Regions from separate parts of the Homo sapiens genome. Here region 1 is linked to region 2. A link is an interaction called in ENCODE POLR2A ChIA-PET data of the cell type or tissue named here. Cell type or tissue: Panc1. All regions are shown on one strand. Links, peaks and the distances in the headings refer to the core of each region. The heading gives the core; the rest is flanking DNA.

Region 1 (2,911 bases), core at 225-2,724, 280 kb before region 2:
GGACTAGGGGGAGGTTAATGAGGTACAAAACCTCTTAAAGTACAAAATTTAAGGAGGCATCAAAAATCTCAATAATCAAGACAATAACTTTTTTTTTCATGTTTTTAAGAAAGAGGCTAGGCATGGTGGCTCACGCTTACCTGGGCACTTTGGGAGGCTGAGGAGGGCAGACAACTTGAGCCCAGGAGTTTGAGACCAGCTTGGGCAACATGGCAAACTCTGTCTCTACAAAAAATACAAAAATTACCCGGACATGGTGGTGCGTGCCTGTAGTCCCAGCTACTAGGGAGGCTGAGGTGGGAGGATTGCTTGAGCCTGGGAAGTCGAAGCTCCAGTGAGCCATGAGCATGCTACTGCACTCTAGCATGGGAGACAGAGTAACCGTGTCTCAAAAAAAAAAAAAAAAAACTCCTTGAGCCCAGGAGTTTGACACCAGCCTGGGCAACATAGCAAGACCCTGTCTCTACAAAAATAAAAATTAAGGCCAGGCATGGTGGCTCACACCTGTAATCCCAGCACTTTGGGAGGCCGAGGCGGGCAGATCACGAGATCTAGTTGTTCGAGACCAGCCTGGCCAACATGGCAAAACCCCGTCTCTACTAAAAATACAAAAAATTAGCTGAGCTGGGTGTGGTGGCACGCCCTTGTAGTCCCAGTTACTCAGGAGGCTGAGGCAGGAGAATTGCTTGAACCTGGGAGGCAGAGGTTGCAGTGAGCCGAGATCGTACCACTGCACTCTAGCCTGGGCGACAGAGTGAGACTCTGTCTCAAAAAACAAAAAGTAGTCAGATGTGGTGGTAAATGCCTGTAGTACTAGCTCCTTGGTAGGCTGAGATGGGAGAATCACTTGGGCCCAGGAGTTTGAGGCTGCAGTGAGCTCCACTGCACTTTAGCCTGGGTGACAGCGCAAGACCTGTGTCCAAAATAAATAAATAAATAAAATGATGATTATGATGGATAACATAATGATGTAAGCCACTGTGGGTCCTCTTCTGTCTTCAGGTCCATGGTGCACCTAGTATATTTGACACACAAAGAGAATCATATTTTAACCTCCATATGTCAGAATTTTTATCAATAACAATTATGAAATAAAACAAATAATCATGGTCAGAAAGTAAACACAGTGAAAATTTTATTTTTTATTTTATTTTATTTTTTTGAGACGGAATCTCGCTCTGTTGCCTGGGCTGGAGTGCACTGGTGTGATCTTGGCTCACTGCAAGCTCCACCTCCCAGGTTCATGCCATTCTCCTGCCTCAACCTCCCGAGTAGCTGGGACTACACGCACCCGCCACCACGCCCGGCTAATTTTTTGTATTTTTAGTAGAGATGGGGTTTCACCGTGTTAGTCAGGATGGTCTCGATCTCCCGGCCTCGTGATCCACCCGCCTCAGCCTCCCAAAGTGCTAGGATTACAGGCATGAGCCACCGTGCCCAGCTTTTCCCTTGTTTTTATAGTTACTGTGCTATCACTGTTGATTTCAAATTTGTTGTTTAAATGCAAGGATGTGGAGACATGAACTACTCCCAAAGTGAGCTCCCATGATTTCGACCCACTGGGAACTCTCAAACTAAAGGTGTGTAGCTGACTCCCTGTGTGCTGGGGGCCAAGCGTATAACTCAGGAGTTATCCAAATTAGCTTCCATGTAGAATATATTATTTATTAAAGTTTAGGTAATAAAAATATATGAATCTGCAGCTTACATATATTCCTAAAACTTATAGCAGTCCCAGTGCTTTGGGAGGCCGAGGTGGGAGGATCCCTTGAGCCCAGGAATTCGAGGCTGCAGTGAGCTGTGATTGTGCCATTGCCCTTCAGCCTGGCTGACAGAGGGAAACTCTGTCTCTTAAAAAAAAAAAAAACAAAAAAAGAACAAAAAACAAAAACCTCACAGCAATCACAACAATTAGTACTTTGACCAACAGAGGGATCTCTTTGGGAAGGATGATTTTATCACTGACATTATTTAGAATTGCCAAGCCATGGTGATAGTAAAAAGCAGACCTACCCAGTTTCATTGATGTTTTTATTTTATCATTTTTTTTACTTTTTTTGTAGAGGTGAGGTTTCACCATGTTGCCCAGGCTGGTCTTGAACTCCTGGGCTCAAGCAATCCACCTGTCTCAGCCTCCCAAAGTGCTGGGAGTACAGGCGTGAGCCATGGCAACTGGCCTCACTAATGTTTTTAAATTCTCTACAGACAAAGCATGCCTTATTTCTTGCACATGGCAGACTCACTACCACCCTTACCTGATTCACCTCTGCCTCAGGCTACCAGTTTCCCATCTTTGGCCAAGACAAAGGCCCCTTCCAAAGCTGACAACATTCCACTATTTTTTTTTTTTTTTGAGATGGAGTCTCGCCCTGTCACCTAGGCTGGAGTGCAATGGCGCAATCTCAGCTCACTGCAACCTCTACCTCCTGGGTTCAAGCCATTTTCCTGCCCCAGCCTCCCGAGTAGCTGGGATTGCAGGCGCGTGCCACCACGCCCCGCAAATTTTTTGTATCTTTAGTAGAGACAGGGTTTCACCATGTTGGCCAGGCTGGTCTCGAACTCCTGACCTTGTGATCCGCCCACCTCGGCCTCCCAAAGTGCTGGGATTACAGGCGTGAGCCACTGCGCCCAGCCCTTCTTCTTCTTTTTTTTTTTGAGATGGAGTGTTGCTCTGTCACTCAGGCTGGAGTGCAGTGGCGTGAATTTTTGTCTCCCGGTTTCAAGCGATTCTCCTGCCTCAGCCTCCTGAGTAGCTGGGATTATAGGCATGCACCATGACGCCCAGCTAATTTTTGGTGGGAGTTTTAGTGGAGACAGGGTTTCACCATGTTGGCCAGGCTGGTCTCAAACTCCTGACCTCAAGTGATCCATCTGCCTCGGTCTTCCAAAGTGCTGGGATTACAGGCATGAG
Region 2 (2,911 bases), core at 162-2,661:
GGAGGCTGAGGCATGAGAATTGCTTGAACTTGGAAGGCGGAGGTTTCAGTGAGCTGAGTTTGCGCCACTGCGCTCCAGCCTGGGCAACAGAGTGAGGCTCTGTCTCAAAAAAAGTAAAAAATAAAAATAATACAAATCTTTCCATGTGGCAAAAAGTAAAATAATTTTAAAAAGTTAAAATAATATAAATCAGCTGGGGGAAAAAAGGGTAAGAAGAAGGCATCAGGAACCCTGGATTCTAGTCCTCTCAGTAAAACCCCATTTACCAGCCATGTGACTTGGGAGAGTTTTCAGAACCTTAGTTACCACCTCTGAAACCATGGGAAATGATGATATTCTTCAGGGGGTGGTGGTGAATGATGCAGTCTCTTGTAGGTCCCTTTCTGCTCTAACATCTTAAGAACTGCCTTAAACAACAGAATCACCCCAGTCTAAATGCTAATGTAGAGGCTTAAATGTGTGATTTTAGGAGAAAATATCCAGTTCTCCTGTTTTCAGCAATTAGAAGAAACTCCTCCTCCACCGAGTGCAACTCTTGGGAGTAATTTAGGTGGTCTTTCCTTTCAATGAGGGAAAGCAGTAACATCTGGCAGATAAGGTGCCTGTTGTGCCGTTCTCAGATGCCTGCTTACTTGATCAGTAGACATGGGTCAGAGGCGCCAACACGGCGGCAGGAATTGGTAAATTGTACGTAAGTCCAAGGTGGAATGAAATGGTATCTGCCCTGCTTCCTGGCCCCCGTTTGGTCATGAGCCTATCACTATAATGGTAGTAAGATCACTGGCCCCTGCTGAGCTACTTTTGCCCATTCCTTGAGCCAGACGAGAGTTTGGCTCTGTATCATCCATCACCTCTTTTATTTCCCATTTAAGCCAAAACATCCAGTAAGCAGAAACTCTTCAAAACAGATGGGTAATCATAAGCAGCTTCTGGAAAGCCTCAAGAATTGGAATTTTGACACACTCCCTCTGACCATGACAGAAAGCTCAACTTGCCAGCTGAAGGGAAGCTCCTGGCTGAGCCCCAGCACCCTCTGTTGGAGCTTCTGGTCAGCCTGGCCAATAAGCATTTCCCATCCATCGCCCCAGCACTAGGACAGCTGAGAGAATTTGGTTCAGAGTCAAATGCTTCTGAAAATGTACACACAGATCAGGGCAGCCCTCTGCCTTCTGCCAAGACACCAAGTGCCCTTCTTGGCAAACGATGATCACCCCTGCCCTAGTGTCCCTCCAGTTAGTTGGCAGAAACTGTTCCCTTTCTCCTTGCCAACAGCTGCAAATCCAGAGACTTCCACCTTGCGTGCAGGAAGTGTTGGGGTCCTGTTTCAGCTCTTTATTGCCGAGGTAGGAGCACTGGGTTCTTCGCTCTCCTCTTTGCCTCCTTTTGGGGGATAATCAGGACTGATTATTCCTCTACTGGAAGAGGTGACTCAGACCCCACAGAGTAGGTGTGATGTCACTGCTCTGGCAGTCTCAGTTTAACCTTCACACTAGATCTCATCATGCCCAGAAACCTTGTAACAGGAGCCCAGCTAGGTGGGTGCACCTGGCATGAGCTGGACAAGGTTTTCTCTCTGACCTTGCAGGGATTTAGTTGTTCTCTAAGGAGCTAAGGAATGGGCTGATTTTATGACCAGCAGCTGTCCTTTTACCATCCTATTAACAGTCTCTTTAATAGTCTGGGAGAGGGACATGAAGGACCCAAGGCAGGAAGTTTCCTGTTTACCCTGAGGCCTAACAATGCCACAGCTAGGTGGGGTGTCTACAGTTTCAGAGAAAAGTCATTTCCTTCTGAGACCCTGCTAAAACAGAAACCAGACGCCTCAGCCTCACGTACCTAGAAGTAGATGCTTTTTTTTGTTCTTTAATGAAGGTGGGAGGAGAGTGTTTGACATACCTTTACCAGTCCTCCTGGAAAAATGTTACTTTTATTGAATAGACCCTCTCACTGTCATCTGAAAATGTAATATGTGCAGGCTCAAGGGATTTGAAACTGATTGATTCTTTCAGTAATTGTTTATTAATGCCTATTTTAGGGGAATAAAGATGACTCAGCTATGCCTCCTGTCCTCAAATAACTGTCTAATAAGAGTTGCTAGCAGACACAGAAACATTAAGGCAGAAAGCAATAAATTCTGGGGAGTGAAAGGACACTGAAGCTTCTTGCTCTGTATCTCACTACTTGAACTTTTTTTTTTTTTTTTTTTTTTTTGAGACGGAGTCTTGCTCTGTCACCCAGGCTGGAGTGCAGTGGCGCGATCTCGGCTCACTGCAACCTCCGCCTCCCAGGTTCAAGCAATTATCCTGCCTCAGCCTCCCTAGTAGCTGGGATTACAGGTGCCCGCCACCACGCCCAGCTAATTTTTGTATTTTTTAGTAGAGACGGGGTTTCACCATGTTGGCCAGGCTGGTCTCGAACTCCTGACCTCGTGATCCACCCTCCTTGGGCTCCCAAAGTGCTGGGATTACAGGCATGAGCCACCGTGCCCAGCCCTACTTGAACTTTTTATGATTAGAATGAATTCAAGTTTTATTTGTGTGCTTAGAAAAAGGTAAGTGAGGCAGAGAGCATGTACTCTGTAAGTTTACACGAGATGGAGATCCCTTCCAGCTTGGGATACCTGAAAAGACTTCATGGACCAATGATAGTTGAGCTAGACTTTGAATGATAGGGAGGATTTGAAAGTTCAGGGTACAGAATGAATATAGAAGGCAGGAAATGGAACAGGATAGGACAGGGAGAAACCAGTGTGAATGGAGCTGAGGTCTTAATCTAGGCCTTGAAATCAGCCCCAAGCCCAGCTCTACTGTGTACTAACTGTGTAAACTTGAGCCAGATACTGACTCTCTAAGCCTCAGTTTACTCATCTGTAAAATGTAGATAATAATATCTAGCTCATAGATAAAAGAAT

What was found. ChIA-PET counts read pairs that join two places held together with the same protein. Peaks named below come from ENCODE experiments on the same cell type or tissue, not always from the same donor. Only the 100,000 strongest peaks of a DNase experiment are listed, where the experiment ranks them.
Region 1: POLR2A ChIA-PET joins it to region 2 with 17 read pairs; 5 of 35 experiments call an interaction of 5 or more read pairs at or near these places.

The regions. Positions count from the first base shown.
Region 1 is chr1:26,513,774-26,516,684 of GRCh38, forward strand. No RefSeq gene overlaps it. Among named protein-coding and RNA genes, the nearest start is that of RPS6KA1, 15 kb to the right of the region's middle. In Panc1, for the core only: no CTCF peak of the experiment used is centred there; no DNase peak of the experiment used is centred there.
Region 2 is chr1:26,798,601-26,801,511 of GRCh38, forward strand. PIGV (phosphatidylinositol glycan anchor biosynthesis class V) reads left to right here. Exons shown (of 4, transcript NM_017837.4): 4 at 1-2,059. Among named protein-coding and RNA genes, the nearest start is that of PIGV, 12 kb to the left of the region's middle. RefSeq lists an enhancer at 1,484-1,733. In Panc1, for the core only: no CTCF peak of the experiment used is centred there; a DNase peak (open chromatin) is centred at 1,471; H3K27ac peaks cover 1,153 bases.